Linked DNA regions of Homo sapiens: region 2 is linked to region 1. Evidence: read pairs that join two places in POLR2A ChIA-PET (ENCODE). Cell type or tissue: K562. All regions are shown on one strand. Region 1 overlaps ARAP3 (ArfGAP with RhoGAP domain, ankyrin repeat and PH domain 3). Region 2 overlaps DIAPH1 (diaphanous related formin 1).

Region 1 (5,000 bases):
TGTAGTCCCAGCTACTAGGGAGGCTGAGGCAGGAGAATCACTTGAACCCGGGAGGCGGAGGTTGCAGCAAGTCAAGATCATGCCACTGCCCTCCATCCTGGACAACCGAGTGAGACCCTGTCTCAAAACAAAAACAAAAACAAAAAAAACAAAAACAAAAAACAAAACAAAACCAAAAAAACAAAAACAAGGGGCCAGATAAGGGACTTTGGCTTTTACTCTAAGTGAAATGGGAAGCCATTGAGGGGTTTTGACTTTATAAAGGGATCCCCCTGGTTGCTATGTTGGGAGTGGTCTGTAGGGGGCCAAAGGAGAAGCAGAGAGACCAGTGGGGAGGTTTTTGTAGTAATGTAGGTGAGAGACCTCAGAGTGTAGTGATAGTAGTGGAGATGATGAGAAGTGGCTTTATTTTGAAGGCAAACTGTCAGATTAACTTGGGATGTGAGAAAAAAAGAGCAGTCAAGAATGACTTTGAGGGCTTCCATCTGAGCTGGTGCTGACCAGTATGGTAGCCATTAGCCACATGTGACTACTGGGCCTATGAAATGCGGCTAGTATCCTTTGAGATGCACAATAAATGTAAAACACCTGCTAGATTTCAAAGACTTAATATGAGAAAAAGCAATACTGGATGAATATAACAAATATAAACATAAATTATCTTATGTTTATATTTTTATGTTGATTACAGAATTTTTATGTAGTAAAAAATAGTAATTTTTATGTTGATTACATACTAAAATGTTAATGTTTAGGATATATTGGGTTAAATAAAATATATTATTAAAATTAATTTCACCTGTTTCTTTTAATTTTTTTAAACGTGGCTACTGAAAAGTTTAAAATTACATACTTGGTTCGCATTAACTTCTGCTGGATAGCACTGTCCTGAGCACCTGAAAGTTCCTGGAGCCGCCACGGTCTGAGATGGGGAAGACTGTGTTCAGGCAGCTGGGAGGAGAGGGTAGATTAGGAGTGCAGTTCTGGATGTGTTGAATTTGAGGTGTAAGTTATGCCTCCAAGAAGAGGTGAAAATAGACCACTGGGTAGACGAGCTTAGAGTCTAGAGAGAGGTCGGAGCTGGAGACCTAAACTTGAGAGTTGTCAGCACTTAGATGGGTGCATAGAGCTGTGAGTGAGTGCAGATAGAGAAGAGGACCAAGATCAAAGCCCTTGTGCACTCCCATATCTAGAGGTTTGGGAGAAGCGGAAGAATCTGCAAAACGGACAGAAGAGAAATAGCAAAGTAGAAGGCCAGGAGAATGTGATGTCATAGGAGCAAAGTGAGGAAAATGTAGAAGAAGAAGGGAGAGGCCAGCTGTGTCCTACGCTGCTGAGGGGTCTGCTGCTGAGTATGATAGGACTTAGAATTCACCCTTGGAATTGGAGGTCACTGGGGATCTTGACAAGTACAGTCTCAGAGTGATGGGGTGAAAGCTCGATGAGAGTGGGTTTTAAGGGAGAATAGAAAAGTACAGACAGTGTCTTTTGAGGAATTTTTCTGCAAAGAAGAGCAGAGAGTTGGAACTATTGTTGCTAGAGGAAGCTGAGTCAAGAAAAGAGTTTTTTTGTTGTTTTTGAGACGGAGTCTTGCTCTGTCACCCAAGCTGGAGTGCAGTGGTGTGATCTCGGCTCATTGCAACCTCTGCCTCCTGGGTTCAAGTGATTCTCCTGCCTCAGCCTCCCAAGTAGCTGGGACCACAGGTGCGCTTCACCACACCCAGCTAATTTTTGTACTTTTAGTAGAGACGGGGTTTCACCATGTTGGCCAGGATGGTCTCGACCTCTTGACCTCGTGATCCGCCTGCCAAAGTGCTGGGATTACAGGCGTGAGCCACCGTACCTGTCCAACAAGAGTTTTTTATTGGATGCAATGTTATATAGGTTTGTAGGTGAATAGGAATGATCTGGTAGGGAGGGACAGTTATGTAGGGGAGAGGAGAGTGAGGGATGTCTAAGTGATTGTGTAGGTGAGAGGAATAGGATTAAGGGCACAGAGGAGGGTCTGGCTTTAGACACGAGTGTTTATTATAGTCACAGGAGGAAGGCAGAATATGTGCGTGAAATTGGGTAAACATGGCACTGGGAGTCTGTGGGGGTTCTTATCTGATTACTTCAATTTCTCAGTGAAGTAGGAAACAGAGGCTGCAGTAGCAGTTTTCAACATTAGCTGTATCATAGGCTGGGGAAATTTTTTTTTTTTTGTGACAGAGTCTCGCTCTGTTGCCCAGGCTGGAGTACAGTGGCTCGATCTCTGCTCACTGCAACCTCCGCCTCCCAGGTTCAAGCAATTATCTTGCCTCAGCCTCCCGAGTAGCTGGAATTACAGGCGCCCGCCAGCACACCTGGCTAATTTTTTTTTGTATTTTTAGTAGAGACGGGGTTTCACCATATTGCCCAGGCTGGTCTTGAACTCCTGACCTTGTGATCTGCCTGACTCGGCCTCCCAAAGTGCTGGGATTACAGGTATAAGCCACCACGCCCAGCCTTTTTTATTTTTTATTTTATTTTTTTTAGGCTGGGGAATTTTTAAAACTATGAGTGCCTGGGCCCTCTCCCAGAGATTCACATTTAAGTGTCTGGTGTGGAGCCCATGTACTGATATTTTTTAATGTTTCCCAAGTGATTTTGTGCTGTTGAGGTTGAGAACCCCTGGAAAGTGACAGAGAATAATAGAGGAATCTACTCAGGTTAGTTAAGGGAGGCCTCTCTGAGAAGATGACATAAGCAAAGACCTGAAGGATGAGAAAAAGCAGCCCAGGGAAGCATGGAAGGCGGCAAGTTCTAGGTAGAGGGAAGAGCGTGTGCAAAGGCTCTGAAACATGGAGGAGAATGTGGCTATAAGCAAGGGCCAGGGCAACACAGGATGCAGTCAGGGGAGTGGCCTACGGGCCTCACTGTACAAGTTCTTGCAGCCCATTGGAATTTGGGTTTAACCTAAGTGCGAATGGGACGTTATTGAAGGGCTTCCTGCAAGGGAGTAAAATGGTCTCATCTGCATTTGTAAAAGAACACTTTGGTGCCTGTGGGAGAATAAGTGTGGGAGGGAGGGCAAGAATGAAAGCAGATGGCCAGTTAGGGAATTTGCATCACCCTGGTGAGAGTTGATGGGAACTTGGTCCTTGGTCCAGGGAGAGGTCAAGAACGTTTTGGACAAAGAGTCAAGACATATTGATTAGCCATGGGCAACCATGACAGGGAGCCATCTACACAGCCCTTCCCCGTCTTTTCCATCCAAGTCATACTAACGGCAAAGAAGATGGACTGAAATTTTCCCAATAAAAATTCCAAGTATGCTCAGGAAAGCAGCCCCATGCCAATCTTAAGGGTTCTGAACCTCCCTATTCCCCTGTTTGAAAAGCAGATCCAGGCTGAGCACAGTGGCTCACACCTGTAACCCCAGCAATTCGGGAGGCCGAGGTGGGAGGATCACTTGAACCCAGGAGTTTGAGACCAGCCTGGGCAACATAGCGAGACCTCATCTCTACTAAAAATAAAATAAAAAATTAGCCAGGTGTGGTGGCCAGCACATGCCTGTAGTCCCAGCTACTCAGGGTGGGAGGATCCCTTGAGCCCAGAAGTTTGAGACTGCAGTGAGCCATGATTGCACCACTGCACTCAGCCTGGGCAGCAGAGAGAGAGAGAGAGACCCTGTCTCAAAAGAGGCTGGGCGTGATGGCTCACGCCTGTAATCCCAACACTTTGGGAGGCCAAGGCGGGTGGATCACCTGAGGTCAGGAGTTCGAGACCAGCCTGACCAACATGGAGAAACCCCGTCTCTACTAAAAATACAAAATTAGCCAGGCGTGGTAGCGTATTCTTGTAATCCCAGCTACTCAGGAGGCTGAGGCAGGAGAATCGCTTGAACCCGAGAGGTGGAGGTTGTGGTGAGCCGAGATTGCGCTATTGCACTCCAGCCTGGGCAACAAGAGCGAAGCTCCATCTCAAAAAAAAAAAAAAAAAAAAAGAAGAAAAGAAAAGAAAAAGAAAAGAAAATCAGATCCAGTACCTGCCAGGCATTCTATTCTTAGGTGATGTGAGTAGGATGGAGAAAGTACAAAGAGGGTGTCCGGGGTACTTGTCTAATGTGTGTCCCTCCCTGTCTTGGCCCCCACAAGGCTCAGCAGACAGGATCTGGAGGCACGGGAGGATGCTGGCTATGCCAGCCTTGAGCTACCTGGAGACTCCACCCTCTTATCGCCCACCCTGGAAACAGAGGAGACCAGTGATGACCTCATTTCACCCTATGCCAGCTTCTCCTTCACGGCAGACCGCCTCACGCCCCTGCTCAGTGGCTGGCTAGACAAGCTCTCCCCTCAGGGGTGGGTGCTGGGAGGGGAAGGGAGGGAGAAAAGAGAGGCTGGGAGGTGGTTGCGCGGGAAAGTGCCCCCAGACCCTATGATCCCCCTAACCCCATGCAACCTCAAACACTGATCTTGGCTCCTTCCTTCCTCAGAAACTATGTCTTCCAGAGACGCTTTGTGCAGTTCAATGGGAGGAGTCTGATGTACTTTGGCAGTGACAAGGTGGGGGGCTGGGAGATGTGACGATATGGAGATGAGGGAGAGGGAGGGCTGAGAGGGGCTCAGAATTGGAAGGAGGGAAGTCCATTGTGTGTGTGGGCGGGGCAGTGACTGCATGACTGATGTCAGCATTTAAAGTAGCTGGCTTAGCAGCTGTACCCACTGCTTGTGGATTTAATGCCAATCTTATAAAATCTGGGGCAGGACCCAGGGGCTGGCACACATGGCTCAGTTCCTGTCCTCATGGGTCATTGAGCTCTCTCTCTCCAGGACCCCTTCCCTAAGGGTGTGATACCTTTGACTGCCATTGAGATGACCCGCAGCAGCAAGGACAACAAGTTCCAGGTCATCACCGGCCAGAGGGTGTTCGTGTTCCGCACAGAGAGCGAGGGTGAGGGCCACAGCCCCCTGAGTCAGGGCAGGAGGGAGGGAGGCTGTGTGAGCAACAGCCACTGACCTGCTTCTCCATCCCCACCA
Region 2 (5,000 bases), 71 kb after region 1:
TAATAGCCTTGGGAATCTTGATTATTTTCAAGGCTCTCTGTTTCTGTGATCTAATATAGGAGACTGACAGTTTTGAAAACATTAATTCTCTCTCACCAAAGTAACTATGGGGCAGAGAGAATCACTAATGTAACTATATGTGACCAGAAGAACTCTGTTGAGAAGAGATTATTATTCATCTCTGGAGAGATAGTTTTGACTTGTGTTTAATGAAAGAACATGTCTGTAGGATTAAAAAAAACTCTTATGTTATTTTACATAGTGTAAGGCTATCAACTTTTATTATTAAAAATGAAAGCAGGCACTTTGGGAGGCCGAGGTGGGCAGATCACCTGAGGCCAGGAGTTCAAGACCAGCCTGGCCAACATGGTGAAACCCCGTCTCTACTAAAAATACAAAAATTATCCAGGCGTGGTGGTGCCCAGTTGTAGTCCCAGCTACCCGGGAGGCCGAGGCAGGAGAATTGCTTGAACCCAGGAGGTGGAGGTTGCTGTGAGTCGAGATTGTGCCATTGCACTCCAGCCTGGGCGACAGAGCGAGACTCTGTCTCAAAATAAATAAATAAATAAAAATGAAAGCAGGATTTGACTCAGTGCCCTTAGGGATTGTTACATACATTTAAAGTGAATAATTGCTAAGTTCCCATATTATTTGAATCTATTAATATGATCTTTAATGGCTACAGAAAGGTTTACATTGAGTATTAAATGAAGAGAACAAGGAAGAGTTTTCAAGTCCTCAGGGTATGTCTGGATATCCACAAAAAGTACTAGTGGCAGTAGGAGTGCACCATTTTTTTCATAAGCACATATACTCCCACCCAGAGCTATAAGAATTCCTTCAGTTCCTTCATTTGGCAATAGAAGCAAAATAGTTTTGGACTATTCTAAAATTATTTCATTTTGCATGGGGCCTAGAGGGATATTTTTAGTTTTCTTAGTTTTTGTGAAAGATGTGTGTCAGGCTTAGAGGTCTCTAGTGATTTCTTTCTTGATTCTTGTATTTTTAAAAGATGGGAGTTGGTCTTAGTTGGCAGCTCTTTGCATCCGCCAGGGCTGTTCGTTACTTACTTCTAGGTCTGTGGGTGACGTCTGTTTCCTGTGATTGAAACCGCAAGAAGAAGTGGTGAGAAGCCACTGTAGGATATGTATTATCAGGCAAGCAGCAGGCATTGGGCTGCCCTCAAAAAGAGCAGTAGTACCTAAGTATAGTCTTTAAGGAGTCGGAAGAGACCCTAGAAATGATCTGACCCAGCCTCTTAAAATTAGGAGGACACTGAGGCCTAGTGGTATTAAGTTGCTCAAAGTCGTGTAATTAGATGACCTAGGTTTTAGACTCCACTAATATTCTTCTCAGTATTCTTTCTCACATTGCATTGTCATACCTAAACTTTGTAACTGTGCCTTGTCAGGAGTGTTTCCTTAAGCAAAATACCACTGGAGAAGAGTAAATACTGATAGGCATTTTGCCTATGGTAATTGGATGATGATGTTTTGCTTTTAGATGATGTGCTAATGATTTTTTGTGTGTGCTTTTTTTTTGAAAACACATATATATTTTTGAAACAATACGTAAGAACCCTAAATTTCTATTTTTCATTTTTATTTTACAGTCTTTGTATATTTTAGTCATTATCTCTATGCACAAATATTTTTACAACATTGCCTTTATAGTTTACAGATGTTTTTTGCTTTTAAAATAGTGTCATAAAAATTTTCCAGCTTTCTAATCTTTGAAAATTGCCACCTTAATTTGAAATGGAAATGTATGTGTATTCTAAAAGTGATAGTTTTTTTCTAAGAAAATACAAATGTATATAAAAAGAGTAAAACAGTCCCATACTTTGTTTTTCAGAAATTAATTTTTTTTAATGGTTAGAACCAAAGAGAACAGTACATGATATATGGAAGTTTCTTTAGATCCTAAGTACTTTGGCATGAAATTCTGTGTGTGTTTGTGTTAGAACATAGTTCAACACAAGTACAATTGCTAGAAGTATCAGAACAACCTTATTTTAACACTTATATTTCTGGTGGTAGAGAAATAATAAGATTTCATCTTCATGCTCATCTCCCCTCCTCCCTAAGATTTTTTCAAAATCTTATTCTGAATGTGTACCGGGCCAAAAAATATTTTCTGTGGTTTCGTAGGATCAAGTCTGGCTTATTGAGTAGTAGTATAATTTTTGGATTAGTTAAGCGGTTGTCAGTAGGGGTAGGATTATTTCTGGGTATTCAGGAGTGGTGTGAGGATACAAAAAAGAGATTATTTAGAAATGAAAGGACTTTAGGAATGGGATTTAAAACAAGGTGTCCTCATACTTGGTGCCTGTATGTAGAAGCGGTAGCAGTTGCAGAAACTTCCTGCTGTCTGCTAGGCTTTGGGTGTGTCACACACATGCCCACCCTTGAGGAAGAGTAGATGTCCTGCTACTCACATCATAACATGGGAGGAGAAGACAGTTGCTACGGCGATTGGGAAACAGCATTCCTGAGTCACTGACTATTTCTAAATGAATGGACAACACCCCTTTTTTTAAAGGAGTGATCATAGTCTTCTCTAAGCTTAGGCAGCAGAGGGAGAGGCCTAGTAAGAAAGGAAGAGCAAGTATCAATATTTGAAGCTTGAGAAATATGTTGAAATTTTGGAAAAATTGGTTAACATTATGTTTTGTTTCCTGTATATGTATTCAAAAGTTGTATTGGAACCTTAGAATGTTTGAAAGGAAGGAAGCTTTGCTTACTGTTCTGTCACCAAATGACAGACTATGCATGCTGGCTTTCACCTTCTGAACAGCAGAAGATACCGGTGTGCCTGCTACACCTTGTGATACTTGATAGGAAAGTAGGACTTCCAGACTCTGAGCACTTTCTCTGTTGGCAGCTTGTTTGCCCAAACCATGTGTGCTTTATAGTGCAAGGACTGGCAGTTTGTATGGATGGACTTGGAGGAATGCAGCATCCTCAGCCCGGTTTCTACCTGTTCTGCTGTGCTGGAATAGTGATACCAGCGTGGCCTTTCCTCCTTCCCTCTGGGCTATCAACTACCTAGGATGCCGGCTGCCAGTTGCAGGGCTTTAGGATGAGCTGAGCTGTAGGCAAAAAGTTACTTTTTCCCTTTCCCCAAGGTACTTGCCTTCTTGAACTATTAGAGAAGTGATACTTTGGACCTGTTAGAGGATCCAATTCTAATATTAAGATAGTTTTCCCCTCATTTTAATTATAATTGGGAAATAAGGTTTATTGGAAAGCAGACTCACCAACAGTTTTAGACAGTTGTGCAGGACATTAAGTTAGTTGCTTTACATTTATAAGTAAATTATTTCAAATTTATAAGCAAATTATTGAAATACAGAATGGACTACAGTTACTACTGTTCTTTATACGGCATTTCTAACTTGTGCTTGACACTGGCCACTGCCTAGAATCTTTCATTGTTCCCGGGTGGGGTTAGGAAAAAGATGCTGATTTTGGAAGGCAGGGGTAGATTGATAGAACTCTTTTAATTAGGAATAAAAGATATTGGACTGTCTTTTACTATGTTTCCTTTGTTGGCTGTTGTATGAATTCTAACAAGTTTATTATTTATTTATGTTTTCTCAGCTTTATTGAGGTATAATTGACATACAAATTGTTTATGGTATACAACATGATGTTTTGATATATGTATACATTGTGGAACTAATGAGTTTAACTCTCCAGTGCTTAGTTTAGCTGTGGGGCTGCTGAGGCACTCTGAACCAAATGGAGGAGCTGCTACAGTCTTACCTAATCCTTCAGCACTTTTTCCTCAGTGGTCATGGAGAACATGAGCCTATCATTTCCATTTCTGGGGACTGCTAGGTAATCTTCAGCCTTCTTTCCCTTAAACACATTTAGCTTTTCTAGGTTTATAGTTTATATTTTTAAATTCCTGGTCATTTTGTGCCCCTCTTCTAGACTTCCTTTCCTCTGAGGTACCCTTTTTCTTTCCTTTATTTTCTTTTTGAAGTGGGTACTCCAACTCTACACAACGCCTGTGTAGGCTGCAGGCACCAATAAGTGGTGATGTCAGAATCTAGTTTGTTTCTCTGTAAATGCTAGATGAAATGTTGATTCAATTGCTGTTGTCTTTGGGCCATTCCTTGAAAATGGAAGGGAAAGTTCTTCTGTGCATTTAAAGTTGTCCATTATTTCATTTTCTTTAGTTCTGACTGACTTCTGTTTAAGGAGTGGGAATTGAAGAAGGGAAACTAGCCAGTTTCAGTGGTTCCATCATATATTATTTAACTTTTACAAAGTACTTTGCAAAACAAAGTGCTTTATATCTGTTTTATTATTTATTCTTCATACTAGTCCTCTGAGACAACAGAACCCTAGAGATAGGAAGACTGAAACTGTGGTCGATTTTTAAAAGCTTACCCTGACTTTACATTCCTTTAGTGGAAATGTGATAAATTTTGTGGCAAAGGCCAGGCGTGGTGGCTCACGCTTGTAATCCCAGCACTTTGGGAGGCCAAGGCAGGTGGATCACGAGGTCAGGAGTTCAAGACCATCCTGGCTAATACGGTGAAACCCCGTCTCTACTAAATATACAAAAAATTAGCCGAGTGAGGTGATGGGCGCCTGTAGTTCCAGCTACTCGGGAGGCTGAGACAGGAGAATGGTCTGAACGCAGGGGCGTAGCTTGCAGTGAGCCAAGATTGCGCCACTGCACTCCAGCATAGGCAACAGAGTGAGACTTCGTCTCAAAAAAAAAAATTTTTTTTTGTGGCAAAGCTAGATCAGGCCTCAATGGTAACTGAATTCAAGATCCTATTATGACCCTCTGTTGCCTCAGTACCCTAAGGAACTGTGTCAATCCTGAATAAAGAAATTAATCAGAGCTGGACCCTTATCTCTCTGTTCTGCATGATTCTAAGTGACATATGCCTTACCTTACCTGTTCTTTCTGGGTAGGTAGATTAGGATATGAAAGGAAATTATTTTTGGCTGTAGTGATACTTATTTCCCATTTTACCC

What was found. Peaks named below come from ENCODE experiments on the same cell type or tissue, not always from the same donor. Only the 100,000 strongest peaks of a DNase experiment are listed, where the experiment ranks them.
Region 2: POLR2A ChIA-PET joins it to region 1 with 5 read pairs; 8 of 35 experiments call an interaction of 5 or more read pairs at or near these places.

Annotation. Positions count from the first base shown.
Region 1 is chr5:141,672,927-141,677,926 of GRCh38, reverse strand. ARAP3 (ArfGAP with RhoGAP domain, ankyrin repeat and PH domain 3) reads left to right here. Exons shown (of 33, transcript NM_022481.6): 5 at 4,119-4,322; 6 at 4,457-4,526; 7 at 4,794-4,914. Among named protein-coding and RNA genes, the nearest start is that of ARAP3, 6.8 kb to the left of the region's middle. RefSeq lists enhancers at 2,399-3,067, 3,068-3,735. In K562, a CTCF peak has its summit at 276; a DNase peak (open chromatin) is centred at 296.
Region 2 is chr5:141,601,963-141,606,962 of GRCh38, reverse strand. The region is part of intron 1 of DIAPH1 (diaphanous related formin 1); the gene reads left to right. Among named protein-coding and RNA genes, the nearest start is that of DIAPH1, 15 kb to the left of the region's middle. RefSeq lists an enhancer at 1,248-1,327. In K562, no CTCF peak of the experiment used is centred here; DNase peaks (open chromatin) are centred at 1,112 and 2,442; H3K4me3 peaks cover 372 bases.